Linked DNA regions of Mus musculus: region 2 is linked to region 1. Evidence: chromatin loops called from intact Hi-C (ENCODE). Cell type or tissue: left cerebral cortex. All regions are shown on one strand. Links, peaks and the distances in the headings refer to the core of each region. The heading gives the core; the rest is flanking DNA. Region 1 holds the start of Wsb1 (WD repeat and SOCS box-containing 1). Region 2 holds the start of Nf1 (neurofibromin 1).

The links. Hi-C counts contacts between places; a loop is a spot of excess contacts. Peaks named below come from ENCODE experiments on the same cell type or tissue, not always from the same donor. Only the 100,000 strongest peaks of a DNase experiment are listed, where the experiment ranks them.
Region 2: a loop joins it to region 1, with 2.1 times the contacts of the local background. A loop is called at or near these places in 2 of 42 quality-filtered maps.

Annotation. Positions count from the first base shown.
Region 1 is chr11:79,245,257-79,260,936 of GRCm38, forward strand. It overlaps Wsb1 (WD repeat and SOCS box-containing 1), which reads right to left and starts at 9,439. Exons shown (of 9, transcript NM_019653.3): 1 at 9,097-9,439; 2 at 5,725-5,893; 3 at 3,135-3,403; 4 at 914-1,045. The coding sequence starts at 9,136. It overlaps Gm30470 (a long non-coding RNA gene), which reads left to right. Exons shown (of 3, transcript XR_880030.1): 3 at 3,110-3,179. In left cerebral cortex, for the core only: no CTCF peak of the experiment used is centred there; DNase peaks (open chromatin) are centred at 8,100, 8,806 and 9,456; H3K4me3 peaks cover 2,087 bases; H3K27ac peaks cover 1,053 bases.
Region 2 is chr11:79,330,531-79,346,210 of GRCm38, forward strand. It overlaps Nf1 (neurofibromin 1), which reads left to right and starts at 9,362. Exons shown (of 58, transcript NM_010897.2): 1 at 9,362-9,529. The coding sequence starts at 9,470. In left cerebral cortex, for the core only: a CTCF peak has its summit at 6,391 (motif pointing left); DNase peaks (open chromatin) are centred at 8,327, 9,057, 9,786 and 10,092; H3K4me3 peaks cover 2,524 bases; H3K27ac peaks cover 2,037 bases.

The sequences.
Region 1 (15,680 bases), core at 5,006-13,005:
ATAATCTAAATTCTATTGGGTGACTAGATTTGTTGTTTTAAATAAAATTTTAAAAATAGGGCTTTTTAAAAAAGATTTATTTATTATATGTAAGTACACTGTAGCTGTTTTTCAGATACCCCAGAAGAGGGCATCAGATTTCATTATAGATGGTTGTGAGCCACCATGTGGTTGCTGGGATTTGAATTCAGGACCTTCGGCAGAACAGTCAGTGCTCTTAAATTCTGAGCCATCTCTCTAGCCCCAAAATAATGTTTTTGATTTTAAAATTCATGTATTTAATATGTGAGTATTATTTTGCTTGCATATATGTCTGTGTAGCACCTGCATGCAGTATCCAGAGGGGCCAGGAGATGTTGAATTCCTTAGACCTAGAGTCATAGGTCTGTGTGGTTGGTCTGAGCAGTGTCAGACTGTTTGTTATAGTAACTGCTGGTTCCTGTTCCAGCTTACTTACTTAAGCTGTGCTTTGTTTGATCTACATAGGAAAGGGACCCGAGTATTAAACAGAAAAAAGCAAAGTAACAATGATCACCAAGCCATTTGGTTTCTGTTTTGCTGACAGTCTTGCTAAGTAGCTAGCAGGTTTGTCCTAGAGCTCTCAATTCTCCTGCCCTACCTCCCCTAAAGCTATGACTCCTGGTGTCCTTCATGAGTCAGGGCAGGGCAAGGGCAATCCCCACATCTCTCTGAAAACTAGTCATAAAGAGATGTGGCCATGTGTGGCTGAACACATCTTTAACTCTAACACTCAAGAGGCAGAGGCAGGTGGATTTCTTGTGAGGATAGTCTGGTCTACATAGCAATTTCCAGGCCAGCTAAGGCTACAGAGAGACCCTGGCTCAAAAAAAAAAAAAAGAAACAAAACCTCACCCTTTGACACAGCTAGGGAAAAGACAAAAGGCATACATACCATCATCTTTCAGGTCCCACACTCTTAGAGTTTTGTCTCTTGAAGCTGATACAAGGAGTAAGCTCCCATCTGGAGCAAAAGTTAAATCTCTAACCATTTCAATGTGGTCTACCAAATTAAGGAGGAGTTTTCCTAAATGTGATTGAAAGGAGAAGAAAAAAAAATTAAACAGACATTCTTGGGTACTTTCTTGTTTTATGAAACAAATTGTTTAATTTATTAACTAGTGGCTATCGTTAGCTGTGAGAATCTACAACTCAGAAATTCTTCCCAAGATAACAAACCCTCCATGTATTAGAAAACTATAAAAGAAATGACTGCAATGTAAGAAAACTCCTAGACCAAATTAGCATTAAGAAAGCCCCACACCACTGACTTTTCATTTGTACAATATCAAAGTATCAACTTTTCTCTTTGACCTTGGACCATCAAATGCTCCATAAACATTATCTAAACAAAACAAACAAACAAACAATTACCAGTTACTGGAAGTTTTGTTTTCTAGAAAAATCTGTGGTCACCTTAATTTTTCCCCTCAATAAGCCAATCAAACTTTGATTCCTTGTCCTCAAGTCAATGCCATTATTACTGTCTATGTCCTGGGGTACATCTTGCTTTTATGCTCACTAAAATTATTTTATATTTGTGAACAAACAGAATATGCTAAGAACTAGAACAAAATCTAAACTCTTTTTTCCCCCTGCCTCTGCCTCCCAAGTGCTGGGATTAAAGGTGTGCGCCACCACTGCCCAGCACTTTTTTCTTTTCTTGCATTGCTGGTCACTGAACCTCAGGTTTGAAGCAATATCAGGCTGGCCACTCAAACATCTCAGTGTTGAGGTCACACACCTATGTATCACCATGCCCAGTTTGAACATTTATATACTTGCTTTTTTTTGTTGTTGTTGTTGTTACAGGGTCTCTCTACATAGCACTAGCTGACCTAGAACTCACTATGTAGACAGGAGCTGGCCCCAAACAGACATCCACCTACCTCCGCTTCCCAAGTGCTTTAATCAAAGGCATCTGCTACCACCTTGAATACTTACTTGTTCAAAGAATTCAACTTCCCCAACTATATAGTTAGATATTGGATAAAGTGATTAAAACCTTCTGAAGGGAGCCGAGAGTGGTGGCCCACACCTTTAATCCCAGCACTCGGGAAGAAGAGGCAGGCGGATTTCTGAGTTCGAGGCCAGCCTGGTTTACAGAGTGAGTTCCAGGACAGCCAGGACTATACAGAGAAACTCTGTCTCGAAAAGCCAAAAAAACAAAACAAAAGAAAAAAAAACAACCAACCAAACAAAACCCAAAAAACAAAAAAACCTGAAGGTTAGATATTGATTATTAAAACTTGATTTGTGAGCTAGGCATGGTGGTGCACTTTTATTTGGGAGGCAGGCAGATAGATCTCTGTGACTTTGAGGCCAGCCTGGTCTACATACTGAGAGACCTTGTCTCAAAACCCAACTGTAGGATTGTCTGTTTCTGCTTGGCCCAGGGAGTGGGACTATTAGGCAGTAGAGGCTTACTGAAGTGGGTGTGTTACTGTGGGAATAGGCTTTAGCATCCGTATCCTAGCAGCCTCCAGATGAAGATGTAGACCTCTCAGCTCCTGTATCATGCTTGCCTGCTCCCATCTTGATAATGAACTGAACCTCTGAGCCTGTAAGGCAGCCCCAACTAAATGTTGTCCTTATAAGAGTTGCCTTGGTCATGGCGTCTGTTCACAGCAGTAAAACCCAAACTAAGACACCAGCCCTCCGATCTGTAGCTGGGTAAGTAAGTGGTTCAGTTGACACGTGCTTCCCTAGTATGCAGGTGAAGCCCTAGAGTTGGAGTCCTAGCACTGCATAAAATTGGGAGTTGCAGCACAGGCCTGCAATCCCAGTACTCAGGATGTGGTAACTGGAAGTAGTCATCATCAGCTACACAGCAAGCTTGATGCCTGCTTGGGATACAAAAAACTGCTTTCCCTTGAAAACCCCTAAGTTATCATTGAAAAACCATGTAAGACATTTTGCTGAGTCAGAAACTAAAATATTAGTTTATAGTTAACTAAAATAAGACCCAAACCTGCTTTGCATATTTTATCTTATCAAGTGGTATAAACTCTTATTATTCTCCTAGATTAAAATTATAAATTATTATAAGACTTAGGACAATTATAAAGACACATTAATTCTCACTTTCCAGGTTCACTTCCAATATGAATCCATACCTGTATATACATCCCAGATTTTGATGCGACCATTGTTTAATCCTGTGGCAAGGAGTAGCTGATCCTGTCCAAATCGGAACCGATGCCATTCTATATTAACGCAACGACTCTGTTTTTCTGGAACTGAAGACCCAAAAGCAAGACTCCAGACTATGTCTCCACAGTCTATAACGTGCTCAGGAGGCTTGTTTTTCTGACCACCATTACTGTTTTGTCTTGCCAATTTTAGACAGCTTGAATTGGTAACATTTTTGGAACCATGCAAAAGACTGAGGGGAAAAAGATTGAAAATGAATTTTTCTTTATACCGAACTTCTGTAAACACTAATTGTTAACACTTGTTAGGTTTTTCAATACAATTCTAACACTATTTCTAAAGATGAAAAAGTTGGTATCTGAAATAAAAGGCTAGACAAATTCAACTCATGAAAACTATTGTTGGCTGAGAACCCTCAGTAAGAAAACAATTTATAGCTGATTTCCCTTCCAAACCGGCTTCATAGAACTTCCTTTACAGAGAGTGTAAAGCCTGGTTCCACCTGAGAGGGGCATTGTTGACAGTGTCCAGCACTGGTCAGGGTCTCAACTGAGACCGCTTCTGTCACAGGACATGTACTCAGTGGTGACACTAAACCTGGAACATTTTCTTTATGCTCAGAAGAGAACTTAGGATGAAAAAACAGTAACTTCTCAATATGAATTTTTTTAAAGATTTATTTATTTATTATATGTAAGTACACTGTAGCTCTCTTCAGACACCCCAGAAGAGGGTCTCAGATCTCATTACAGATGGTTGTGAGCCACCATGTGGTTGCTGGGATTTGAACTCGGGACCTGCAGAAGAGCAGTCAATGCTCTTTACCGCTGAGCCATCTCTCCAGCCCTCTCAATATGAATTTAAGGACTAATTTAGCTCATTTGCTAAATTAAATTGCTAAATTGCTAAATAATTTTAAGTATTATATAAGCCATCTTTTAGGATACTAAACTAGATTATTCCAGTAAACTAGAAGCCATAGACTTCAGAAAACTTTGAAGCTATCATGAACATGTCCTTAATTCAAGCAGAGATAAAAAGAACTGTCAGGTGATGGACAGATAGCATGACTAGATTAAGTTCCTTCAGAAAGAAGAGTTATCTTGATGAGAACTTCAGTGACCCTGGTGCATAGTGAAGGGACCACACAAGCCTAGATAAAATCTAATTAACTTGAAAATTAAAATAACAGACATATAAAACTTCAGCTGGTGGAATGCTTACAGGGCAGACATGAAACCTCAGGTCTGATCTCTACCAGAACATAATGGGGTATAGAGGGATACCCAGTTAGTTATTCCAGCAATTCTGAGTAGAAATGCAGGATTAGAAGTTCAAGGTCATCCAAGGCTATACATACTGAATCTGCAGTTGGCCTAGGTTAAAGCTTTCCCTGACCCTACTCCAATCAGAAGGGTGTGTGGCTCAAACCCGACAGCATCATCCAGGAGGCTGAGACAGATCAATTTAAAGCCAACCTGGGCCACATAGTGACCAGATCTATTTTAGAAAAAAATCTGTTTATACACCTCTGTTAACCAATAAAGTGTGTGAAATCCAAAGTGAATGCAAAAATCTTCATCTAACAGATCACTTGATCTGACACAACAGGACACACACACACACACTAAAGCAAGGCACAATTAATCTGTCTTTACACACACACACACACACACACACACACACACAAAGAGACAGGGATGTAGGTTAGTTGGCAAAGCATTGGCCCCTGTGTATGAAGACCCTGGGGTTCAGTGTGGGAGGGGTTGGGAGCATAAATATTTGAGAAAATTTTACAACATTCTATAATATTCAAATTTAGTCCAGACCTTTTCACTACGTAGTCTAGGCTGGTCTATACTATGACATCATCCTTTCTGCTTCCCAAGAGCTGGGATTACGGGAATGTACCACCATGGCCACCCAGATTTTTTTTCTTTTTTGAGACAAGTTCTACTATGTATGTAGACCTGGCTGGCCTTGAACCTCAGAGAGCCACCTGCCTCCTCCACTTCCCAAGTGCTTGGATTAAAGGGATACAGCAGTGACTAGCTCAGGTAATTCTTTACATTCAATCTTCAATGAAGATTCCAACTACAAACAAGCTTCTAACACTGGCTGTAAAGAAAACTTAAAAGCTCCCAATGGAGGAGCTAGAGAAAGTACCCAAGGAGCTAAAGGGATCTTCAACCCTATAGGTGGAACAACATTATGAACTAACCAGTACCCCTGAGCTCTTGACTCTAGCTGCATATGTATCAAAAGATGGCCTAGTCGGCCATCACTGGAAAGAGAGGCCCATTGGATACGCAGACTTTGTGTGCCCCGGTACAGGGGAACGCCAGGGCCAAAGGGGGGGAGTGGGTGGGTAGGGGAGTGGGGGTGGGTGGGTAAGGGGGACTTTTGGTATAGCATTGGAAATGTAAATGAGCTAAATACCTAATAAAAAATGGAAAAAAAAAAAAAAAAAAAAAAAGAAAACTTAAAATATCTTATTACCCAACACTGAAAGACAATAGTAAATTCAACAAAAGCAAAGGAAAGCAGTCTTACAAGTTCTTACGGCACTGGGACCACGGGACAAGCTTCACTATGCGATATCCTTGTGACCACGCAAAGTAGGAACCATCAGGAGCAAAAGCAACCGTCCAGTTCTCACCACCACATTTCTTGTCAAAAGGAGCTGCTGGAGCCAAGAGTTCCCCTATAGTACGTGATCTCACTGAAACAGACAAAGACAGAAATCAGGATAGTGTATGCAATCACCGGATTCACATGGCCCCATATTATTTTGGCATTTGCTGAGATTGCCCCCTTTCCTTTTAGACATGGTTTAATTGGCTTTCTACCCCAAAACATTAGAGATGAGCTTTGTTTTGATAGTGGTTTTCAAGAGATTTTAAAATATGTCACTAGGCACGGAAGGCACACCTCAGCCCTTAGAAGGCTTACTGTTCAGGAGTTCAAGACCAGCCCGAGCCACATGAGACCCTGTGACAAAGTTTCAGTGTAGCTGGGGCTGGATGACAAATCTTTAAGGCCAACCTAGATTAAATAGGTAGACCCCATGAAAGTGGGAAGAGAAAAGAGAACAGAAGGGGAATTAAGATTATCATCACCTTTCAAGAACTATAAATCGTTAGGCATAGGTTGTCTTGCTAATCTACAAGAAGCTCTGGTTTCTATCTTCATCATTAGTACAAACCAGGTAAAGAATTGGAATTTTAAGGTCACCTCAGCTACATGGTCAGCCTGGGAAGAGCTGGAGGGCTAGCAAAATGACTCAGTGGGTACACATACCTGCTGCCAAGCTTGACCACTTGATTTCAATTCCTAGTAGCCACATGGCACAAGGGGAGAACACACTTTTACTATTCTTCACACATAATACACGCAATTTTTGTTTTCCGAGACAGGGTTTCCCTGTGTAGCCCTGGCTGTCCTGGAACTCATTCTGTAGACCAGGCCAGGCTCCAACTCAGAACTCCTACATTATTTTAAAATTTTCCTTCTTGTATGAAAATATCCTAACACCCATCACTAAGATAAAACTATTTTGCTTAAACAATGTTTTCTTTTTTAGATACTCAAATCTGCTGAATGGTAGTGGCACACGCCTTTAATCCTAATCCCATCACTCAGTTGGCAGAGGCAGACAAGAATCTCTTGAGTTTGAGGCCAGCCTGCTCTACAGAGTTCCCGGGTTACACAGAGAAATTCTGCCTTAAGGAGAACAAAGAAAAAATAAAACAAAAAACAAAAGAATTCAAAATCTTCCTTCTACCCCACCCACCTATTGAGCGGAATCTGATCTGAGAACAATCTTGACCTCATGACCTCATATGACACCTATATAGGAGTCTTCTCTAGGATACAATAGTTCTAGTTCTTTCCATCAGTCTTCAGATTATAAAGTTTTGAGTCAATTTTCTATCTTTTCCTACCTTAATTTTTACATTTTCCTGGAATACATTCCCATTAGTAGTAACCCTTAAAAAGGTGATACCCAGAACTGGAGACTACTTCCTGGTGTGGTTTAACCAAAGTGATAGAGAACCCCCACTTCTTCAAAAGGGAGCAACATAGAATAAGCTCACATTCCTGTTACTGGCAGTCACATGAGTCTGATATAAGACTCATGAGTAGGTGAGCCTCAATGCCAGCAGAATGCATTTTCAATGCGAAACCTCAGAAGGAGCACATTGCTGCAGGCTTCCTGCATTTCTCCAAGCCTACATATACTCTTACACGGTCCTTTCACTGGGGTTCTTCTCATACTCAGCCCCCCAAACTGGGATTCCTGCTTAACTTTCATCTATTGGTCAAAATGAATTTTAGGAAGGACTTCATTCACAAATAAGGAAAACAAGTTTTAAAATTCTACTTTTTAAAAGAAGGCAATGGAAACATTCGCTTTAAAAGAGAATGCTCCCAAGTTGATCTAAGAAGAATACTTTATTTCCCAGAGATTTATATCTGTACTTTAAGGTTACTTTTAAAAACTAGTCTTGGGTACACTCATTTGGCTACTTTTCTTTATAAAGTGTTAATGAGATAGAGATGTGGCTGGTTCAAACACCAAACCCCAAGAAACAATTCACTAACTCATCTTCAAATGTAAGACATTCTAATTGTTACATAGTCAGCATTTTTCTAAGTGCCTTCACGTTTCCTTGTTAGCTAACAGACACAAACGATTTTTATACTTTAATTAGCTGCTTTAAATACTCAAGTACTGACTAGTAAAATATTATCAACCTCAAGGTTTTTCTCTAAAGTGCTTTGGGGAAAAAAAAAAGTAATGGGGCAGTGGGTGGGAACCAGCCCTAAAACCCAACCTATCTGCATAGCACTTACATCATGAGTCATCACTGAACAAGGCTAACCAGATTCAAGTTCTTCCTCACATTCCATCCTCCGATTTCACGACCAGAAAGGAAGTGTGACAGTGCCTTGTTAAAGAGGGTAGTAGCTCAGTTATAGCCTGACCTGGAACTCTTCACACACTCATGGAGTCCTGCCCCTACCTTTAGCATGGACATGAAAATCCAATTGACAAAACTGTAAAGTCAGTGTCTACTGACGATAATTTTGTTCAACGAATGTCATCCAATGGGCTCAAAGGTGACTCCTTTGAGAGAATTTAAATAATGCTAAGTGCTTTAAAGGGGCCAACGGGCAGGTCTGGCCCACGCCCTTCCACTCCCCATTGTCCAGGCTTCAGCCAGACGCGTGACAGGTCTAGCCACGGCTACATCCTCTGTACAATAGCCCTCCTTCAGCCATTCCACCTATTCTCACGGCTCCTTCCACCCCCACCCCCCCGTGTAGGTGGGCAACATATTCCCTCCTTAGAACCCTTCACTTTCATAACGCCATCCTTTAAAAAACACTAAAACTTTTTTTTCTACGCCGCTGACACCTCTCCAGGTCCCTTTCTCAATAGAGTACCGGACATACAGATGCTGCTGTTCCTGCTGCGCCTCAAAAAACACAAAAGTTCACAACTTCTTCCCACCAAAGAGAGCCTAGGATAGACCACTTAGCCTATGCTAGTAACTCTCCAGGTCCATTCGATATCCAAGACACAGCCGGGAGAATCCCAGGACGTCCGATCCGCACCCCAGCTGTGATGGTGTCACTAGGGTTTGCCCGGCGCTGAGCAAACTCGGGAGGCCCGCTCTGGGTCCATTCACTCCCGGCCGACGCCCATCGCGGGACCGCTTCCTCCCGCCACGCAGCGTCAGTCCTTGCTCCTCTCCATTTCTCCGGAGCCCGGGCATCCGGTCCCCCGCGCTCGTGGGCCTTGGCATCGGACTTCCCCGTTCTCCCATCCCCCACCCCCGTTTTCCCCCCGGGCCCCGGAGCCAGCCCCTTCACGCTCTGCCGGTAGACCCCGCGCTCCCCCTCCATCCCGAGCCTCACCGATCTCTTTCTCGTTAACCCTCGGGGGAAAGCTGGCCATCTATGGGGCACCGTCTGATTCCGGGAACTCGATTCGGACGCGACAACAGAGAAGGGACTCAGCGGGGGCTGAGGGGCGTGACGCGGGCTCAGGCTCTCCCGGGTGTGGAGACTGCAGAGAGAGCGCGGGCGGCCGCTGCGGCTTCTGCGGACTGCCCGGAGGAAATCACCGGAATGCCTGGAACAAAGCCACCGGGTCACACTCAGACAAAAGAGCCGGCGCGCCTTCCACTCACAGACTCACACAGCCCGCCAATGCTTCCGCCGCCAAACCAGACACTGAGACAAGATGGCGGGCGGCACTGATAATATCTGGGAGGCGGGGTGTAGTGGGTGACGTCAGACCATCAGGCCCCGCCCCTCGACGCAGGGGACGTGATGGTCTGGATTCACGGACGGGCGTGAGCCCTCAAAGCGCGACCTGCGGGCATTTTCGAAGTCGAAGGCTCATTGCCAAGGGCAAGCCCGGGATTATATAATGCACGTGACCGAACCGGAAAGGGCAAAGTAGACGTTTCACGTGCTTAATCCCTTTTAGCTACGTCTCTGGCTCCTTAGTACCTGGGAAGTGAAGGTTGCGCTGAAGAAAGATATGATGGAAACTAGCATAGTGGTGTCCAATTGGTCAGGACAGAACAAACTGGTTTTAGGAAAGACTCAGTTGATGAAGGAGACCCAGGGTGATGGGCACCTCTGAGGCCTCCCCAAGACTGCCTCTGTTCTAATTGGTCCCTAAAGTCAGGTCTCCTGAAGAGCTGGCCAATATGACCTCTACCTCAGAATCTGCCCTTCTTCCACAGAAGTTGAGGTCTCTAGGAAGCAGCTAGCTATTCCACATCATTGTTTGGGTGTGCCCCACATCTCAATCTAAGTACCATCTATAAATGATGTCATTGCATTTTAGTGGCCCTTGCGGGACTCTTTCTTCCAAAGGATAACAGATAACGGCTTAGATTTTCTCAGATACTCCTGGAAGACAGAATTGCCCAGCATAACTTTAGATCTCAAACACCATAGGTAGTGCATGTACTGTGTGCATGTCCCTTTGCCCAAGGTAGAAATTCTTAAGATCATGATGATTAATAGAAATAAATCATCCCCTTCTTTAAAAAAAATTACTTGGTTACTGCTTGACAATATGTTTGTCCAGAACTTCATGCACGGCAATGGTGCTGCCTGACGAACAGTAGAAGGAAAAAGAAAATTCAATCTTGTCAAATACAGACCATTATTGTCCCCTAATGTTTTTAGCTTATTTATTTATTATGTGTGTATGAGATATGTGCATGTTTTTGAGTCTTTTTTTTTTTTTGAGAGTTCATGTGTCTTAAATGCTTCTGTGTGAATGCAGGCATTCAGAGGTCAGATGACATCCTAGGATATGAGTCCTCACCTCCCACCTTTCCTGAGACAGGGTCTCTCATGATTTCAGTGCTTGTATACCATGCTAGCTGGCCCTGTAACTTCCCGACTCCCTGACAGCCCTGTTAGAGTGAAGGGATTGTAGAGTAGTAGTCTGTAATCTCCTGCCTTCTGCTTTAACCTGGGTTCTGGGCTTTCGAACGGTCAGGTTTGCATTTTCACCTCTGAGCCATCTTCCCAGCTATTTTTTTTTTGAGTTTTCATACAAAAATATGCAGATTTCACAAACTTGCAGGGCTGGAGGAGGGGGGTATAGCTCAGTTAGTAAAATATTTGTCTAGTATACAGGAACCATGGAGTCCAGCTCCAGTTCCTCAGAAACCTAAAGCAAATGGTACATGCTCGAAAGCCCAGCTCTTGGCAAGCAAAGGCACAAGAATCAAGAACTTAAGATCACTTCTGCTATATAGCAAGTATGAGGCCAACCTGGCTCCAAGACTCTTATCTTCAAACAATCTGGAAGGCTTCAGGAATTCGTGAGTCAGCCTTGCTCGGGAGTTATGCTGATTTGTTTGGTTGTTGGTTTGGTTTGGTTTTTTGAGACAGGGTTTCTTTGTGTAGCCCCAGCTGTCTTGGAATAGCTCTGTAGACCAGGTTGGCCTTGAACTCCAAGAGATTTGCCTGCCTCTGCCTCCCAAGCACTGGGATTAAAGGTGTGTGTCACCACTGCTGAGCTGACACTGTTGTTTAGTACAGACATTGCCCAAGTGAGCACCCTGTTAATATTTTTTGGCTAACTGCTGTAACTCCCAACTAATTACACTACACCATAGAAATCCATGGAAAATAACCATTCTTGAGAGCCTGCTTGTGAGTTATATTTTCTTACCTTTCTTTTCATTATTTTGCTTGTGAAGTATTTGAAGGACTTTTTCACAGAATTGTTTAACTCCCACTTAATGTGAGTAGCCTATAGATGCCTTGAAGATTTTCTTAACTACAAAGTGTGACCAGTAAAATGAAAAATAATTGTCTCATTTGTGTGCCCATTGGTGATTATACCTAATATTTGTAGGGTCATGTTACGTTGTGGGCATTGGGGTGCATCAGTGCTTCATTAATTAACCATTTAACATTCGTGACAAAGCGAGGAGCTCACTTGCCATTGGGAAGGTCAACATGGTTAATATAACAGGCTCTAAAATCATCTAGGAGACAAACTTCTGGACATGTCCATGAGAAAGGGTCTAGATTTTGGGGTAGGAAGACTCACCCTAAATTTGGGCAACATCATTCCCTGGGCAAGGGGTGGAGTGAATTAAAAAGACAAAGCTAGGGCTTAGAGAGGTATCTTAGTGGTTAAGAGCACTGGCTGTTCTTCCAGAAGATCCGGGTTCAATTCCCAGTACCCACAGATGGCTCACAACTGTCCATAAATCCAGTTCTAGGGGACTTCTTACCACCTCAGGTGCTGCACACATAGGATAGACACACATACACTCAGCTACACAAATAAAATTAAAAACTCAATCACTACACATTCATTCACTTAATCTCATTCTGAAGTTATTCGGAAGCATTGCTCTGTGTAGCTGTGTGCTGTGTGGCTTTGCCTTTGGCCAGTTTGACACAAACTGCACTCACTCAGAAATAGGGAGCCTCAGTTGAGGTGCTGTCTCCATCCGATTGGCCCGGGAACATGTCTATGGCCATTTTCTTGATTAGTGATACAAGTGAGAGGGCTCAGCCTATTGTGGGCAGTGCCACTCCTGGGCAGGTGGTTCTGGGTTTTATAAGAAAAACAAAAGCCCCAAACAAGCAGTATTCCTCCATAGTTTCTGCTTTGGTTTCTACCCTGCAGAGTTTCTGCCCTGGCTGTTTTCCATGATGTACTGAACCCTGTAAACAGAACAAACCCTTTCCTCCCCAAGTTGCTGTTGGGCAGTGTTGGTCACAGCAACAGAGAAACATATTAGGGAATATAGTGTAGTAGTTTGTATATGTTGGGCCCAGGGAGTGGCACTATTAGAGGGTGTGGCCCTGTTGGAGTAGGTGTGTTACTGTGGGTGTGGGCTTTAAGATCCTTATCTTAGCTGTGTAGAAGCCAGCCTTCCACTAGCAGCATTTAGATGAAGATGTAGAACTCTCAACTCCTGAACCAAGCCTGCTTGGATACTACCATGTTCCCACCTTGGTGATAATGGACTGAACCTCTGAACCGGTAAACCAGCAGCAATTAAATGTTGTTCTTTATAAGACTTGCTTTGGTCATGGTGTCTGTTCACAGCAGTAAAACACTAAGACATATAATATGGCCAGCTGTTGGGGGAGAGTATTGGAGATTAGACCAAGGGCATGAAGCTACATACCAGGCAGGTCTTCTGTCCTTTCTTTCCTTCCTTGTTTTTCTTCCTCCCTCCCACTCTCTTTCTTTCAAGACATGGTCTTCCTCTGTGGTCCATGTTGGCCTTGAATGGACCATAAGCCCAGGAATAGTCTCAAACTCATGATCCTCCTCTCCCTACCTGCCATACTGAGATTAAAGGCAGGTGCCAGCACCCGTGACTAAGATGGATTTTATGTGTAGCTTATGGACAAGGTGGCTGCAGTCCCCTGACACCATGAATATCAGCAGGTCACAGCTGTCACTCGGCTTTGTTCACTACAATTTAGAACTACTTAGGGGAGTTACTGCCAGCATCTGCATCTCTGGGGTGGTCCTTCATTATCAGTGTCCTCAAAGACCTTCTAGGATAATTGCAAGGAGGGAAAACCTATTTTGGCTCTCGGTTGTTTGTTTGTTTTTAAACACCCAGGAGATGTATTTATTTATTTATTTATTTATTTATTTATTTATTTATTGTAAGTACACTGTAGCTTTCTTCAGACACACCAGAAGAGAGAGTCAGATGGTTGTGAGCCACCATGTGGTTGCTGGGATCTGAGCTCAGGACCTTTAGAAGAGCAGTTGGTGCTCTTAACCGCTGAGCCATCTCAGCAGCCCCTTGGCTCTCAGTTTTAGAGGGTCACTCCTCCATGGCTACTGTGCTCCATGAATTTAGACCAAAATGTCATGGTAGCAGAAGCATGGAGCAGGAGAGGTTTATCACCTCGTGGTGAGCAGGAGGCGGAGTGTGAAGACGACAAGGAGTCAGCAATGACCTTTAGGGGCGCTCCTCCACTGACCTACTTCCTCCAAACAGGCCTGGCCTTCTCAGGTTTCCACAGCCTCCCAAAATAGTGGCACTGGGTGGGAACCAAGTCTTCAACACAGTAGTCTATGAGGGACACTTCAGATCCAAACCACAAACTTCTTTAAGTCTCTGAAGTTTCTCGGATGGAAAACCGGAGAGGTTTAAAATGGGGCAGACTTCTAGAGCTTCTTCAATCTTTGTTTTGAAAAAAAACAAAAACAAAAGCAAAAGTCATCTGCTTCCCGTAACTATGGGGATGTGATATTCACTGAAAGCAACAGTGCAGCTGAGACTAAGACAAAGGCAATTGTCAGGCATGGTGGCTTGTTCATTCCCATTACCCAGGAGGCAGGTAGGTCTCTGTGTGTGTAGATGCAATATTGCTAAGTAATTGGGCCCATACTTGAATATGACAACTGTTTCCTCCTCTTGAGTTCTGGGATTAGATGCCAAAGGACCACTCTTCAGAAAATACCTGTAAAAAGCAACACCTCTCAGCTTGTAAATCATGACCCTTTTTTTTTAGGAGGGGTGGATCTCAAATGACCCTTTCACATGGGTCACCATAAACCATAACTGAAAACACAGACATTTACATTAGAAGCCATAAGAGTAGCATCATTACGGTTGTGAAGTAGCAAGGAAAATAATGTCATGGTTGAGGGTCATTACAACACAAGGAACTGTATTCAAGGGTCGCAGCAGTAGGAAGAGTGAGAACTACTGATGTAGAGGCTAAAAGAATTGCTTGGTTTTTCCTTCTCAGTCTTCTCTATAATTGTTATGATAGCCCCTACAAACTAACCCATAGCTAAACGAAAGATTTTATCTAAAAGCGTCCCCAGTTTGGGGTCTGGAGAGATGGCTGCATGGTTAAGAGTGCTTGACTCTTTCAGAGGACCCAAGTTCAGTTCCCATCACTCAGTCAGACAGCTCACAGATGCCTAGAGCTCCAGTCCTTAGGCACTGATCCTCTCTTCTAGCCTCTCTAGGCACCTGCACTCACTTGCATGCATCCCACACCAACACACACAAATACTCATACATTTTTTTTTTTAAGTACCAAGGTTTGGATCCTGGTCTGGGAGTTTCAAATGAGGGGAACTGCAGTGCTAAGTCTAAGATTCTAGATTAAAGAGAAACAATTTTCTGAGGATTCAGATGCACAGATGGAATTTAAACATACAAACACATGCATCAATAAATGCTAATAGGCAGGCACAGTGTAGTGGCAGGCTCAGTGGTATAGGGGCAGGCTCAGTTGTGTAGGCCTTTAATCCCAGTGCTTGGGAGGTTCAGACAGGCAAATCTCTGTAAATTCCAGGCCAGCCTGATCTACATAGCAACATAGCAAGATTCAGACCGATCCTGGCTACACAGTGAGATCCTGTTTCTTTCTTTTTTTTTCTTTTTTTTTCTTTTTTTTTTTTTTTTTTTTTTTTTTTTTTTTTTTTTTTTGGTTTCTCGGGACAAGGTTTCTCTGTGTAGCCCTGGCTGTCCTGTCCTGGAACTCACTTTGTAGACCAGGCTGGCCTCGAACTCAGAAGTCCGCCTGCCTCTGAGATCCTGTTTCAATAAATAAACTAACTAACCTCTGAGAGGGAGTAGCATCATAGTCAAACTCATACTGAGAAGGGACCTTAGAGACTCCACACTATGATCCTAGTTTCTAAACCCCATTCTCATTATCTGTAGATTGGGAATTGCTTCCTGGTATAATCAAAAGACAATCAAGAAGAGAGTCGTTTCCTGTATACATATTTATTAATGTAAAAAGTTTATTACACTTTTAGCCAGGTAGTAGTGGTGCACACTCTTGATCCCCCCACTTGGGAGGCAGAGGCAGGCGGACTTCTGAATTTGAGGTCAGTCTGGATCTACAGAGTGAATTCCAGGACAGCTAGGGCTACACAGAGAAACCCTGTCTATAGCCCGGTGTGGTGGGTGGCACACTTCTTTAATCTCAGTGCTCAGGAGGCAGAGGCAGGC
Region 2 (15,680 bases), core at 3,139-11,138, 83 kb after region 1:
TGCTTGTTTTAGGTGATCTGGTGTTATGTTACATGAACACTAGTGTTTTTCCACAAGTATGGCTTCCTTCTGCCAAGAGGATATCTCAGCCAGATGACGGAAGGGGAAACTTTCATGTGGCAAGTGCTGCAGAAGGACGTGAGTCCTCCCAGGAGGAGCCTCTTCACTGGCAACCTGCAGACACACTTAATATTTATGTATTATTATGAACAAAGACATATGAAAGCTATCTGATTCACTATCCACCACATAGCTATGTGGTAGAATTTTTTTTTTTAATTCTTTCTAACGTCAAGACTTACTTTGATTTTTAATGATGTGTCTGTGTGTGGGTATGTGTGTCTGAAAGCAGGTGCTGAAGGAGGTGAGGCTGGAGACATGGGATGTCCTGAAGCTGTAGATAAAGCTTGAAACACACAGCCTCCGGTCACTTGTCTGGAGAAGGCAGGTGATGAGGACTTGGAAGGGTCCAGAGTAGCAAACACTTCCACAGGTGGTGGAGGCATTCAGGCATGGGTAGGTCAAGCCTTAAGTCTTAGATGTGGAGAAGAGAGTGTTGTCTCTTTTGTGTTTGCCTTCTGTAAGGGCTCTCACTATGTAGACCAGGATGCTTGCTTTTGTCTGTAACACCATGTCAACACCTGTCTCCCCTCCCCAGTCCCTTTGAGACAGGGCCGGCCATAGTATGCCTGCTAGCTTCAAACTTGCTGTGGGGCTGGGGCTGGGGAGGTGGCTCAGTGCCTGAGAGGATCTGAGTTCAGTTCTCAGCACCCACATAGCAGCTCATGACCATCTATAAATCCAGACTCTCCACCTAGGCTGTAACCCCAATATCCTTCCCACACGCTCCCACTCTGTTTAGATGAACTGCAGATGCTGAGACCAAGAACTTGACATGATAAGAAGATGCATGTGTTTGAAGCCACAGATAAACCTTTGTCTTCCACTCGTGAAGATGGATAAAAATGTTGACTTCTCTGAGACCCCTGCTAGGACGGAACTGTGGTTTCGGACTTGGGTAACAGTCATCTTTTATACACGGCCTAGGAGCAGTGAGCTCCAGGCTTTTAGTCAGACCTCCAGGGCTTTGCCCACAATGGCTCCATCCCTGGCAATCTCCTCCCTACTCTGCTGGACCAGCTTGAAACTCTATCCACCCTGTCTGCTTCTTTGCCATGTTTCATATATTGCTACCCAAACATTCCTGCCTCTCCCCCACTCCACAGCCAGTTCCTTCTAATGCAAGGGCACATGGCTTTCCGAATTTTAGGTGGTCTGCAAATGGGTCACAGGACTGTGACCACTGTGCCCATCTCTGCAGAGGGCCTCGGTTGTGGCTCATGAATGTGGCTCGCAGGCTTGAAGACTTGACCAGAGGTGATCAGAAGAGGTGGATCTTGCCCTGGGTCTTGCCCTTCTGCAGAACCACCCGAACTGTGCAGATGGAGCATTTGACACAGTCTGCTGGGCATCGTGGCACAGCTGGGAAGGCTGCAGAGCTAGAGAGCAGGAGAGGTGAAACTCCTGAGAGAACTTGGTTCTCAGAGTCCTGAGGGAAATAAGCAGAGAGTTGGGTTTTAACAGGGCAAGGCTAGAGGTTTCTTCTGCAGTCTGGCCTTCAGCGTCCCACTTGAGAACCTGTAAGACTTTTGGGGAAATTTCTGATGTTTCTGGGAACCACAAGAAAGAATCTGTTCTGTTCTGCCCTTTCTCCCTCCAGGCTGGGCAACTCTAGCAGGACTCACAGCATATCTGGTCAGCCAAGTTCCGTCTTTTCTCTGGGTAAGTGGGGACTGTCACGGGCTCAGGCTCAGCAGTCTGTGGCTGAGGATTCATGGCACCCCTTGTCCTTTCCCCTCTTCCTTTCACTGTGAGAGGTGGCAGACTGGACAGCACTGCCATGCTGTGCCTTCTAAGCCTGGGAACTATGAGGCCACCGGAGAAGGGGCAACCATGATGAAGAGCTGGCTGCCTCCTCTTCCTCTGACCATTGTCTCCGTCTGTGACTCAACAGCCGACCAGGGGCTGTTTCTAAGGAGAGAGGTTAGCCAGGATGAGACAATAGCTCCCGGGGAGTGGTGCACATGCTTAAATCATTTCTTACCTGAATGATTTAAGTCAGCACGCCGCGCACGTGGCAGAGCAAAGCTGCTCCTGTCAACCTGGAAGCAGAGCTGGGAAGGAGCTGGAGTCGCGGAGTTTCCTAGCCCAGGCCCCTAATAACCTGAAGACCTCCTACCTCCTTTACCGTGTGGAATTTTGGGAGACATTCGAGGCACAGCTATAAAGCTGGGCAAGCTACATGGAAGGCTGAGGCAGGAAAGTCATTTGAGTCCAGTGTCTGAGACCTGCTCCAGAAAGATAACGAGGCCCCGCCTCTTGACTTAAAACAAGATCCAGCTACAGAACATCCCACGTAGCTGCAAAGGCATTCACGGAGGGAAGAAATGAATGACAGAATTAGGGTCCTCTGAAAGGAACATTTATACTCCATATCACTGAAGACTGAGGAGAAAACACCTTCCCCCAACCACTAGCATACCTGGAGGAAAGACGTTTCTCTCAGCTCTTTTAACACCTAGATCAGAACACTACACAGGCTGAGTCCGGGTAATAGCTTTTGTTACCTATGCATTGATAACAATTAGCTTATAAGTAGTTGTTTCCAGCTGCTCCCCTCTGATTAATCAATGAAGACAAAAGTATTATGGCATGCCTGTGATTTGCTATCTGCAGAGTTAGAAACTTAGCAAGACTGAGCCGAGGGCAAGACGAGTATGTACTTAAAGGGTCAGGGGAGGAAGGACTGGAGTGGGCAGAGCGAGTTTAGACAAGGGGGAAAGGCAAAAAGAGAGAAATTCTTTCAGGCCTAGATAACAGGAGTCGATGACCAGGATTCTCTTTACATTTCTCTTTGTACCCCTCCCAGTGGTCCTGGGGGTTGTTGGAGGTTTTTGTTTGCTTTGTTTTTGTTTTGACAAGGTCTTATTCTGTAACCACATCTGGCCTGCAATTCATAATGTAGCCCAGGTTGACCTCAGACATCTGACAGTCCTCCTGTTTCAGCTTCCCTAGTACCATGCCTGACCTAAGCCAGGGCTCTTACAGCGTCTCATTAAACAGTGCTAACGGGAATCACGTAAGCCCTTATGCTAAACAGTCCAAATAGACCCTTGCCCTCAGCTGTGCAGCTTTGGTTCTAGACAACAAAACTGGCAACCTTGGGCAAGAGATGACTTGGTGGGTGGTGCGGATGCTAAGCACATGTGTCTCTGAGTTCAATTCCTACCACCCCAAACAAAACAACCCCGAACAACCAAATAAGTCATTTCTCCTTCCAGTCCCGAGATCCTCCGTTAGCAGTTACTTAAGCCTCTGAGCCTTTACAAGTCGTAGCACTTCCTGGTATAGTTAGGGAGGGCTTTGATTGCCTTGAGTCTGGATGCACATGCTTAGCAGGATGGAGGGGGTCCTTGTTTTATGTAACCTGAACTCCAGGTCCAGGGTCAGTATCACCACTTGAAGGATGAGGGCCCAGGCTTCTTTTAGCTTTACTTGGAGATGTTGGGTTCTTAGCAGGAAGGAGGATAAAAAGCAAATGACCAAAACTGCACGCCCTGTCTGGCAGTCGGATTCCCAGTAGAATTAGTTGCTAGGTCAGCGTGGTGCGTTGGGGACTCTACTGCTCTGTGCTTCTCTCTCATTTCTGTGATTTCCTCAAGATAGCCATGTTGTTTGTTTTGTTTTGAGACAGTTTCCTATTCCACAGCTTGGCTCCAAATTCCCTATGTAATTAAGGATGACCCTGAATTCTCGATCCTCCTGCCCCCATCTCCTGATAACTAGGCTAACAGGCTTGTAGCACCCACCCAGCAGCGGGTTAGTTTTGAAAATGTACGCTTTTTTGGTTGGGATGATCAGGAACAGGTTCAGGGGCCTCCACCCGACCTTTCCCACTATGACAGCTTTTGTCCCACAGGCCAAAACTGTTGCTGTAGAGTTGGTGACTCTATCAGCAACTAAATATGTTCACTTCTACAGCCAGGAGGACCAGTGGGCACTTGGTTTCATTGACTCGCTAGGAATACAGTCTTCTTAAACAGTGTGGAAATTGACTTGGATCAAGAAATGGGGCAAGCGATTGTTTACCAGAAGGGAGTTTCTCTCAGTCTCTTCCTCCTCTATCTGTGGGTTTTAAAAATTATGTAGTGGAACTGATTGGTTGCCCACTTATATTTCTACCAGTGTTCTATTAACTATGTGCATAGCTCTCTGGGAGTCTGGCTCACTCTAATCTTGACATCTAAAACAACACTACTTAATCTGGAATACTGTGATGCCTACTGCTCCTAACTCAAATACTGTCTATCAGCAGCCCTGGCCTACAGAGAACCCCTCTTGCCAGCTTGTGAAAGAAGGCAGAACACCACCAGCTGGAGAGGTGGGTACATTTTATGCCTACTGTAGCATCCCGCTCTTCTGAGTCTTTTTTTTCCCCTTTCCTTCTTTCTTTCTTTCTTTCTTTCTTTCTTTCTTTCTTCTGAGTCTTGTAGTTAGCTTCAGCTGTTTTCATACTTGCTTATGTATTCAGGCTGCCAGCAACTCACAATCCTCCTGCCTGAGCATCTGAGTGCTGGCAGTACATGTGGCTGCTTCCCTGTGACTATGTCTCTTATTCCGTTGTTTTTCTATTTCGTGAGTCCAGGCCATTGCTTTCTCTAAGTTTCCTAGAACCATCCTAGTAACCCATTAGCATCATTTCCTGGAGGCCTGGCCAGGATGTAGATCCCACAGTACAGGGATGTTCTTACATCAATAAACTCTGCTTTGCTTAGCATTATGTTTTCTCTTCCTCCCTCCTTTCCCAAAGCAATCTGGGGACCTGATCCCATGCTCTCCTAGCTTCTACGCATGCGCGCGTGCACACACACACAGGGACACACATGCACATACACACACACAAACAAACGGCTGGCTCTATCTTCAATATACACATTGCCTTTCCTCCATTAGTGGTTCTAACATTTCCTTGGTGGGGTTATTTTGTGGCTTGACCTTAGTTATTAGTCTGGTAGGCAGGTGAAAAGGGGTTGGTAGATTCTGAGGGCTTGTTTGGTCTTGCAAGGTAGATATACTTATGGGTGAGAGATGATGAGGCAATAAATTGCCCTTAATGCAGCTTTTGAGTCCTCAAGGTGATATGGATTTCTGAGGGTTGTAAATGCGTGGAGAAAGATGACCTGCCACACATGGCCTAGTACTTTCCCCAACTGCTAGTCCAGACCTTGGTTCAGCAGACTTGCCAGACCTGAGAATCACTTTGGAGTTCCACTGCTCTTATAATTAAGCCGTAGTCTGTACTCAGCTTTGACTTTTATCCTTAGTCTTTGGTAATTAATCGTTCTCAGACTTTCATTGTCTTTCTCCATGGTATAGATTTACTGCATCCACAGTTACATAAGTTCATCCTCATGTGTTGCTGTCCTGAGACAGGGTCTCACTAACTCAGGTTGGTCTTGAACTTGCCACTGTCTTACCTTCATCTTCCAATTACAAAGGTTACAGGTATATGCCCTATTCCTGTCCTTAAATTACCAATTCCCTTACATTAAAAAAAGAAGAAGAAAGCCTGCTAGATTGAACCTACTGGTACACTCTTCTATTTGTATTATATTCCAACCTTCTTCTTAAAAAGGCTTTAATTTATGTGTATGCATGTGTGTCTGTGCATGTCAAGGCCCACAAGGCTGTGAGGTCCTCACTGCCAGCTACTCATAGGCTAATTCAGCTCCACTATATCAGGCTCCCTTCATGGCACTTGGTGTTCTTGGGAATCAACATTGTGCAGTACAGAGGGAGTAGTATTGAGGAGAAATAGAAGCAGAATAAAATGTAGTCACAGATAAAGCTCCAGCCAGTCATTTTCTTGGGAGCTGACCTGATCAGGGGAGCTCTGGAGCCAAGAAAGCCTTCAGAGTGGATCTGTCCTGAACTTAACATCTAGTCTGAAAAGGCTCTCCTGGAAGTGCTGTCATGTGTCATGCAGAAGCTCTCCTCAGCAGAGGGCAATTCTGGAGCAGGCTTCAGCTGAGGGCTACTGGCACTGGCCATTAACCCTCCCAGCGGCTAGGAAACAAGTGTCTTAGTTCAAAAGAGCCTGTATTCTTTGGTATGTAGGGATAGAGGGATGGGGAGCTGCTGTAGAGGTGGGGAGAGGGTAGAATTAATACCTTGAGACTTTGGACATGATCCTTGAGGGGTTGGGGAGATGGCTCAGTGGTTAAGAGCACTGGCCGCTCCTCAGAGGATCTGGGTTTGATTCCCAGCACCCATAGTGTGGCTTATAATTGTCTGTACCTCCTGTTCCAGGGGATCTGGTGCCCTCTTCTGGCCCTCTCAGGCACTGCACATACACGGTGCTTAGATACACACAAGCAAAACAGTTATACAAACAAATAAAATAAAAGACTTGAAGAACAATTGACAGTTTTTATCTAATGAAGAGGGGGGATGAATGAGGGCGATATACATTCAAACTGTACATAATCTCTAATTCATAATCTCATAAACACATAATCTCTAATACCATTTACAGCGCAGAAGAAAGGAAGTTAGGATATAAGCCAATCTTTACTCAGAAGTGTATGCCTTTTGCCAACGAGACTACAGCTAGTCCACTCAGTTTCTACAAGCTAAACTCAGACAGCTAACTTACTTTGGCTGCACAAAATTGAGAAATGTGATTGGCTGTCACAGTGTAAAAATTAGAGACATCTATACATAAGTTTGGATTTCTAGCTTCTCTTAAGTAACTGGAAGTTCTAGCAACATGAGGTCAACATCCCTGCATGGCAGGAATTGTCCGGAGCTGAGTGATATCTGCCCTTTAAACATGGGTGGGCATGGGCAGGGACACTCCTTAGTTAACCAGGTCTTCCTTTCCATGATGACTTGGTTTAGACTCCCTGTCACACCACTATGCATGGCTTAGCAAAGTTTACGGTGTGGAATGGGCTGATGGATACTTAATATTGGTTTACAAGAACTGACTGAGTTCATTAGAGAGGAGGCTGGGTGAAGGCTAGAACCTCCATTGGCAATGAGAGGCTTGGGGTGAAGGGGGAAAAAATAGGACTTTGTACACAGGCGCACAGTCAGATGAATTAATGCTCCAGTGGCTGGAGCCTGAGCAAAGAAAGGAGAGCAAGAAGCCAGCAGTGAAGGTTAGAGAGACAACCAGGAAGGAGCCAGTCAAGGGGAGGAATGAGACAGAGGCTATTTAGTAATGGAATGGTGATGGTGTGTGTGTGTGTGGGGGGGGGCAGGGCTCAGCCACATCTAAGTTTCAAAGATAAAGATGGAATGCCAGGGCAAAGAGGAGCTAATCAGGGGTTTCAGAGCCGGTGTGAGAAAGGGAAAGGGAGGTAGTGGTTCTAGCTGTTTAGCAGTGAAGTAGACACGTTGGGATGCTATTTGGGGCGATGTGCTGTGAGTAAGGACTTTTTCCAGGGTCCTGGATGCAGAAAGCACCAAAGGCCCTTTAATCTTCTCTCATTTCTCTTCAGCACTCCCATCACCGCTGACGTCATCTAAAGAAACCAGTATCCATGTTGCAGCTTTCAAGAAGGGATCGTAGAAACAGCCAATCTCTGTCCTTTTGTTTCAGTGGAATGAAACATTAACTTAATTTGCATCTTGGAAGATCACTAACCTACCTAGACTTGAGACTTCTTTTACAGCTATACCACTTTGTCCGTGGGCTACTAGCTCTGTGGATTTTCTGTGGTGAAATGAAAATTGTGGTTTTGTTTCATCTTATCACCCAGTTGGTATCTTCCTATGTGGCTAATGGTTGATGGCTGCAGGCTGTTGTCTGAGTGCGCGTCCACACTTTTGTTTTTGAGACAAGGCCACACTATGGAGCAGTGGTTGACTCAGGAGGATTTGCTTGCCTCTAATGAAAGCGAGCATCTCCACATCCTGCTTCTAAACACATTTTAACACTGACTTAATTCAAGTGCATTGAAGAAAACTCATTTCAAAGTCCAGTGTCAGAGCGCCTTTCCCTCCCCATCCGATGAGTAGAGAGCTTCACCCTGTAGCTCTGCTTGGCCTGGAAATCCCCAAGTAGAACAGGCTAGCCCCGAGCAAACTATCTTTTGGGTTTATCCTCTTTTGTAAGTGTGCACAGCCAATTCCACACAAGTCCTTCAAACTCTGGTTCTGGGCATTGGGAAGGCCCTTGTTTCTGGAGAGCCATCCTTCTCGATTTGTTCTTAGAGTCAAACCATTTTGGTACTTATCAGCCCTTGGGCATGTATCCTGGAACCTCCAGTGCTCTGTTCATCAGATAGGTCAGGCTACTGAGTCCTACTGGAAAGGTTTGTTCGAAAGGCTGAAATGCATAAATGTTAGGCCTTTTAAAGGTCTTTACAGTATGGTGAACTAGTCTTCAATCTGAATTATCATCCGTGCAAAAAGTTTTATTAACTTGGTTGTCCGTCAGTTTAGTTGAGGAATTTCGGATTGGGGAATTCTAGTCTCCAACTTGGATCACCACTGGGCCTTGCTTTGGAATTTAAGCGACATTAAAAAGAAAAAAATCACGGAATCTCTCTTGGCCTTCTTTTTACCCGTTTTCAGCAGCCTTCAGAAGCCCCATCGACTGCGTGGCGGTGTGTGCCTTACATTTTTAAGTGAAGAAAGCGGAGAGAGACTGACTCCAGCCTCCGGGACAGATCAGCGACAGAGATCAGCGGTCGGAGAGAAAGCCTAGCCTCAGGACACCCTAACTTCTAACCCCGGGAGCGATCCAAGCCCGGAGGCCAGCGGGGGAAGGGCTGTTCGAGGCGGCGGTGGCAATGACAGCCTACGCACCGGAGTCGGCTCAGATTCTCTGGCCAGAGCCCCGCGCCAGTTTAGGTGGGGAGACCCGCGGCAGCGAGGGACGCGCGCCTCCGGGCCCGGAGGAGTTAGGTGACGTCACCTCCAGGAGGACTCGCTTTTTCATTAATGAAACCGGCCGGCCGCGGGCGCATGCGCAGCAGGCCCCTTCCCTCTCGCTTCCCCCTCCCCTTTCCCAGCCGCGCTCTCAATCTCAAGCTCGCTCGCTCTCCCTCTCCCCGAGCCGTGGAAAGGATCCCACTTCCGGTGGGGTGTCATGGCGGCGTCTCGGACTGTGATGGCTGAGGGGAGACGGCGCTAGTGGGGAGAGCCACCCACAGGCGCCCTCCCCTCCCCGGGCTCCCCTCCCCACCCCTCCCCCAGTCTCCTCGCCAACGCCCCCTTCCCCTGTCCCCCTCCCGGCGGGCCGCGCGGGCCCCCGTCCCCACCCCCGTGGGAACGCTAGCTGCCCGCACTCCTCAGCCGCTCGGCTCGCCGCTGCCCTCACCTCCGCGCCGGCCGCCCGCCCGCCCTCAGGCGGGCCCCGGACGCCGGCCCTCCACCGCCCCCGGGTCGCCGGGAGGACATGGCCGCACACAGGCCGGTGGAATGGGTCCAGGCCGTGGTCAGCCGCTTCGACGAGCAGGTAACGGGCCGCGGCGGGCAGGAGGTGGGAGCGGGTGGGGGTGGGGACGCGGTGGGTGAGGGGAGGAAGGAGCGGCTGCCTCTCGGGCTGCCGGGGGCTCCGCAGACCGAGGAAGGGCTGGGGTGGGGGGGCGACGCTAGGGGACTGCCCGGGGATTCGGCTGTGAGCCGGGGCTCTCCTTCCCTCCTAAACCGGGGGGGTGGGGCCTTGCCCGTGACCAGCCCTCCATCCCCTTTATCCCAGCCCTTCCGCTTGCTCTTGGTGCGGGGATGAGTGACCTGGGGGCGCTTTCAGGGCCACTCCATCTGGATTTAATGGTTCTCTCTTAACTCTCCCCTTTTAGAAGGAGGTAGATAGGGGTTCCCTCTTCCCTTAACCCCCTCCCCCCCATCCTCGTAACTGGGGATAACCGAAGGAACCCCCAGTCTGTGTATGCATCCCCAGTAGGAGCAAGATAATATCCTGCCCCACCCCCATTTTCTGTAGCTGCCCCTTGGGGGCAGGAGTAGGGAAAGCACAGGTTTTCTTACTTTTCTGCTCGGGGCGTCAGCTTGCCTGGATGATGTTCACACCAGCATCCTTGATAGCCGGATGACACAAGGTTGCCTTTTGCGTTTGCAGGGGAAACCGTAGTTCTGAAATGACTCCCCTCCCCCTTCCTTGCTTGATGATCACACCCCCCTCTCCAGTCCCTGCTTGCCAGCAGCCCCAGAATGAATCTTGGCTTTCCTAAGTGAGACTCCAAGAGTAAGGGGAGAAGGGTGAAAGCAAAGGGAAAATCTAGCTACAGACTAGACAGCAGAGACAGACAGCTAGGATGTGGTCCTAGGGCCAATAATTGTGACCATGGTTTGTTGTTGTTTGACTTGTTTTTGACTCTTTGAACCCTCATTGAGACTACTTGGGATGGAGGGAAAAGTTTTGTAGTTTAGGAAGGTTGCTTTTTATTCGCTGAGTTTTCCACACATAAAATTCTAAGGCTGATGAGTAGACAACCCACACATAGCCTTTTGTCCATGAGAACTAGTTTAATTTGATGCTATCTACAGATAGCTGGGGCTGGTTTAAAGGATGGTTGCTTTTTGTTGCAGTTCTGCCAGGGGGTGTCCTCTAATGAGAGAATTGTTTAGAATTGAACCAATCTCTTTTGTTTATTGGGTTTAATCACAAAACTGATTATGGGAGCTGACAGGTAGGGGAAGGGTTTCTTCTTTAATTTGACCAGCAGACATTTTTTTATAGGACTCAATCTTTTGACCTATCCGACAGAGGAAGTCTACCCAGAGGACACTGGGAAACCTACACAGAGCTGAATGTGGTGGTTATATGACTTTTGTCCCAGCACACAGGAGGTCAGAGGCAGGTAGATCTCTGTGTGTTGGAGGCCAGCCTGGTCTACAGACTACATGCCAGGATGTCAAGGTTACTAAGGGAGATTCTGTCTCAACACCCCCCCCCCAAAAAAAACAAACCTACATAGATAAAATTTTGTAGCTATCAGAGACTTCATTCATTTGGTTTCCAGACCAAAAGGCATCAAAACAAACTGTTGTTGTAACCCGCCTGAAGAAGTAAATATTACTGTGTAAATTGGTCCAGTTATAGAGCATTAGATTTCAGTAGAACATTAAGTAGAATGTTAGATTCTAAACTTGATAGAAAAGAATTGCTGTGTAGAACTTAAAAAAAAAAGGGATTTAAGGGGCTAAAGAGGTGGGTTTAGCAGTTAAAAGCACTTGTTGCTCGGGCAGAGGACCTGGGTTTGATTTCCAGCATTCACACAGTGTTCACAGTGTAGTTCACAATTGTCTGTAACTCCAGTCCCAAGGGATCTAATGCTCTTTTCTGAATTGTGGCACCAGGCAAGCATGTGGTGCACATAAATGCAAACAAAACACTCATACACATAAAATTAAATACATTTAAAAACAGATTTAAAATGTGCCTAGACCAGTGGCTCTCAGCCTGTGGGTCGAGACCCTTTTGGGATTGACAGACCCTTTTACAGGTGCCACCTAAGATGATTGTAAAACACAAGATATTTCCATTATGATTCATAGCAGTAGCAAAATTATGAAGTAGTAATGAAATAATTTTATGGTTGGGGGTCACCACAACATGATGAGCTGTACTAAAGGGTTGAGCATCAGGGGGCTTGGGAATCTGCTGGAGACAAACCAGGACTGAACTCACAGAGAGCAGCATCTTAGGGGAGGGCTGGGAACCACTCACTTTACCATTTACCTTGATTTCTAAAAAAAGGCTATATTTTTATTTATGTGCACACATGCACACATATACTCTCTCACACCCCTCACACACACACTTTCATACTGTCACACACACTCACACACACACACACACACACACACACACACACACACTCTCACGAAGTCACACACTGTGGCAACCTGAAAAGTGCCAGATCACTTGGATCTGGAGTTAAAGGCAGCTATGTGTTGCCCGACATGGGCGCTGGGAAGAAAACTTGGAAGAACAGCAAGTGCTTTTAACTGCTAAGCCCTCTCTCAGCCCCAACTTTTGCTAAGCTTTAAAAGTTAAATTCAAATTTTCTTTTTTCTTTGCTTTGTAGCTCAGGCTGTTGTGGAATTTGCTATCCAGCTGATGGTAGCCTTGATCTGCTGACTCTTCTGCCACTGCCCTCTAAGTGCTGGGATTGCATGCATTTGCTACTCCTATGTCTGGCTTTTTCCTTCAGCTCTTACCTTTGGTCTCTAGACCATATTTATCATATAAGGAAAAGAAAATGCTCTGAATTTTAAAATTAGAATGATGAATGGTTTAATACCATATATTGTTTATATATGTTGTAGTATCAGACTCATTTCCATTTATTAAAAGTTAAGGACATTAGTTTTTAAACTGCCATTTTTGCCATCTCTTATATTGTAATTAAGAGAAAGATACATAAAATAAATTATTCGGTACAATGTTTTCTTACAAGCTTTCAAGAAATGCAGTAAGAGGCGGGCTTGGTGGCACACACCTTTAATCCCAGCAGGTGGATTTCTGAGTTCGAGGCCAGCCTGGTCTACAAAGTGAGTTCCAGGACAGCCAGGGCTACACAGAGAAACCCTGTCTTCGAAAAACCAAAAAAAAAGAAAAAAGAAAAAAGAAAGAACTGTAGTAAGAAGCAGCTGGCCGCTCCTTGAGGCCAGTGAAACAACTATAGACAACAAGAAAACTAAAAACTTTCAATATTTATTTATTTATTTTATGTATATGAGTACACTGTAGCTGTGTAGATGGTTGTGAACCTTCATGTAGTTGTTGGGAATTGAATTTAGGACCTCTGCTCGCTGCTCCAGCCCAAAGATTTATTTATCATTATACATAAGTACACCTTAGCTGTTTTCAGATGCACCAGAAGAGGATGTCAGATCTCATCGTGGATAGTTGTGAGCCACCATGTGGTTGCTGGAATTTGAACTCGGGACCTTCAGAAGAGCAGTTGGTGCTCTTACCCGCTGAACTATCTCCCCAGCCCAACTGAAAACTTTAAAACAGTTGAAATAACTAAGATTCTCATATACAAATGTCAGTACACAGTAGACTTTTTTCATCCTTGGTAAATTATAAATTCTGGCTGTCAATAGTGGCACATGCCTTCCGTCCCACATGGGCTCTCTGAATTTGAGGCCAACCAGATTTGTATTTGGAGTTCCAGAGCAGTCAAGACATTGATTTTGAGATGCAAAACAAGGTATTCAAGGTTTACCTTCAGAAATTTTTGTTAATTTATTATAGAAGTGATAAATGGTCAGTTCAAATTAGGTTCATCTAAAATATTTTTTATTATTTGTGTGTGTGTAGTACCCTCAGAGGTCAGAAGAAGGTACTGGATCTGTTGGACCTGAGGTTATAGGTGGGTATGAGTGTCCCACTTGGGTACTGGAAGCAAACTCTGGGACTCTGAAAGAGCCACAAGCAGTCTTAACCATTGAGCCATTTCTCCAGCCCCTCTCCCACTCAAGTTTAGCTAACTGTTGAAGAGTCCCCCCCCCCCCCTGCCCCCTTTGTTTTTAGTGAAAAACAGAGAGACTAAATGGCATAGCAGACGCAGAGAGCCTTCCTGTGACATGTGTCAAATGCTAGATCATTAGAGAATGCTATTTCTAAGCATCTCATAGACTTTGTTTTAATAACCCATGAAGTGTAGTTAGAAGAGTTTACTGTTCTGTTTTGCTTTTGAGGCAAGGTTTCACTATGTAGTCCTGAGTGTTCTGGTGCCTGCCTTTAGTCTCAGCACTCAGAGGCAGACAATCTTTGAGTTTCAGGCCAGCCTGGTCTACAAAGTGAGGTCTGGGACAGCCACGGTGGTTATACGGAGAAGCCCTATCTTGAAAATTTTTTTTTAGTTATGAGTATGTATGTGAGTGTGTGAGCCACCTAACGGGTTCAGTGACTCAGGTCCTTGGGAAGAGCATATGTATTCTTAGCCACTTGGCTGTCTCTCCAGCTCTAAAGCTGTAGCTTCATTCAGTGAGCTGCCCAGCAGGTGAAAGCACTTGTTCCAAGCCTGATGACCTGGGTTTGGATCCTCAGGACCCACTTGGTGGAAGGGGAGACTTGATTCCCTTATATTTGTTCTGTGACTGCTACAAGCTGCACTGAGCCACTCGAGTGCCCCAAAGTAATATCAATAAGTGTAATAAATTATTTTCCATATTTAGGCAAGTGAACCAATTATGGAAGTAAAAAATACTTCGACAACTTTTTACATAATAAAATCCAGTTATTTTCTCCGATAAGGTCTCACTTTGTAGCTCTGGATCTTCTGGAACTCAGCCTGGAGAGCAGCCTGGTCTTGAACTCACAGAGATTCATCTGCTTCAGCCGTCTCCTCCCCCCAGGACTGGGATTAAAGGCATATACCACCAGGCCTGATTGAAGAAAACCTAATTATTAAATTTATAATAGCATGTTGTTATCCTCATACATTGAATACTAATCAGACTATTCTTTGAATACAACGTGGTAGAGAGTTCACAGTATAAAATGATGAGCATGTATCTTCAATATTATAAATCCCATGCTAATTGGCCACAAAGATTTGTAAAAATTCAAACCTACTCTGGGTTAATAAAAAGGATCTATCCTCCCTAACTCCTGGTCTGCAATCTTTATTAGGCATTAAGAACATTGAAAAAAAATAAAAAATATAATCTGTTATGTTGAAGGCATAGTGTTTATTCTTTTGGAATTCCTCTTTTAGAGTAATTTCTTCTTGCTGTTTCTCATTTGGCATCCCAGTCTTCCTCTTTATTTAGATTTTATTTTATTTTATTTTTACTTTTAAACTTAGGTTTTCTTTGGGAAGGAACTGTGTCCTTGGTTGGCTTTCTCCTGTGAACTCTGCTTCCCTTCCCTTCCTTGCCAGACACTGCCTATCTATCTACTGTCTGCTCACTCCTCTCTATATAGCTGTGACAACTGGCTCTGCTTCATCCCTCCTAGACTGCTGCGTTTTTGAAAAGGATTTCTTTTGGAGAAACACAGTGGTCTTTTCACAGTTGTAATAACCACTGTAATGTACCTCTCCCTCAAGTTCCCAAGACACAGCTCTTTCTCATATGTACAAATTCAGATCCTTCTGTGTCAGTATGATAATCAGCTTGAGCAGAGCTTATCCCCTTCCTCTTCCTTCCCTTTCCCCTTCCTCTTCCTTCTTTGAGATGGTTTTACTTCGTAGCCTGGGCTGACTTTGAACTCACTGAGTAGCAGAAGCTGGCTTCTACCACCCAAGCTTCCAGAGTGCTAGAGTAACAGTGGTGGGCTGCACCTGGCCAGATGCGCTCTTTCTTTTTCTAACAGGTTTGCCTGTCACTGAACTGGAGATTCTAAATAGGAGCCTGAGTTTTGCTGTTAGTCAATGTTTCTCTTCATATGCCAGCTGGTGGGTCTCACAAAGATCCTATTTGTCCTCATTTATTGAAAGGGAATCCAGCAGAAAAGCCTTTAAAGTTCTTTAAAGTTTAAATATTGGATGATCTTAATATGCTAACAGGATTTCTCTGTGTAGCTCCGGTTATCCTGGAACTTGCTCTGTAGGCCAGGCTGGCCTGCCTTTGCCTCTACATGATGGGATTATAGGTGTGTGCCACCACCACCACTCTGCTGTCTTTTTTTT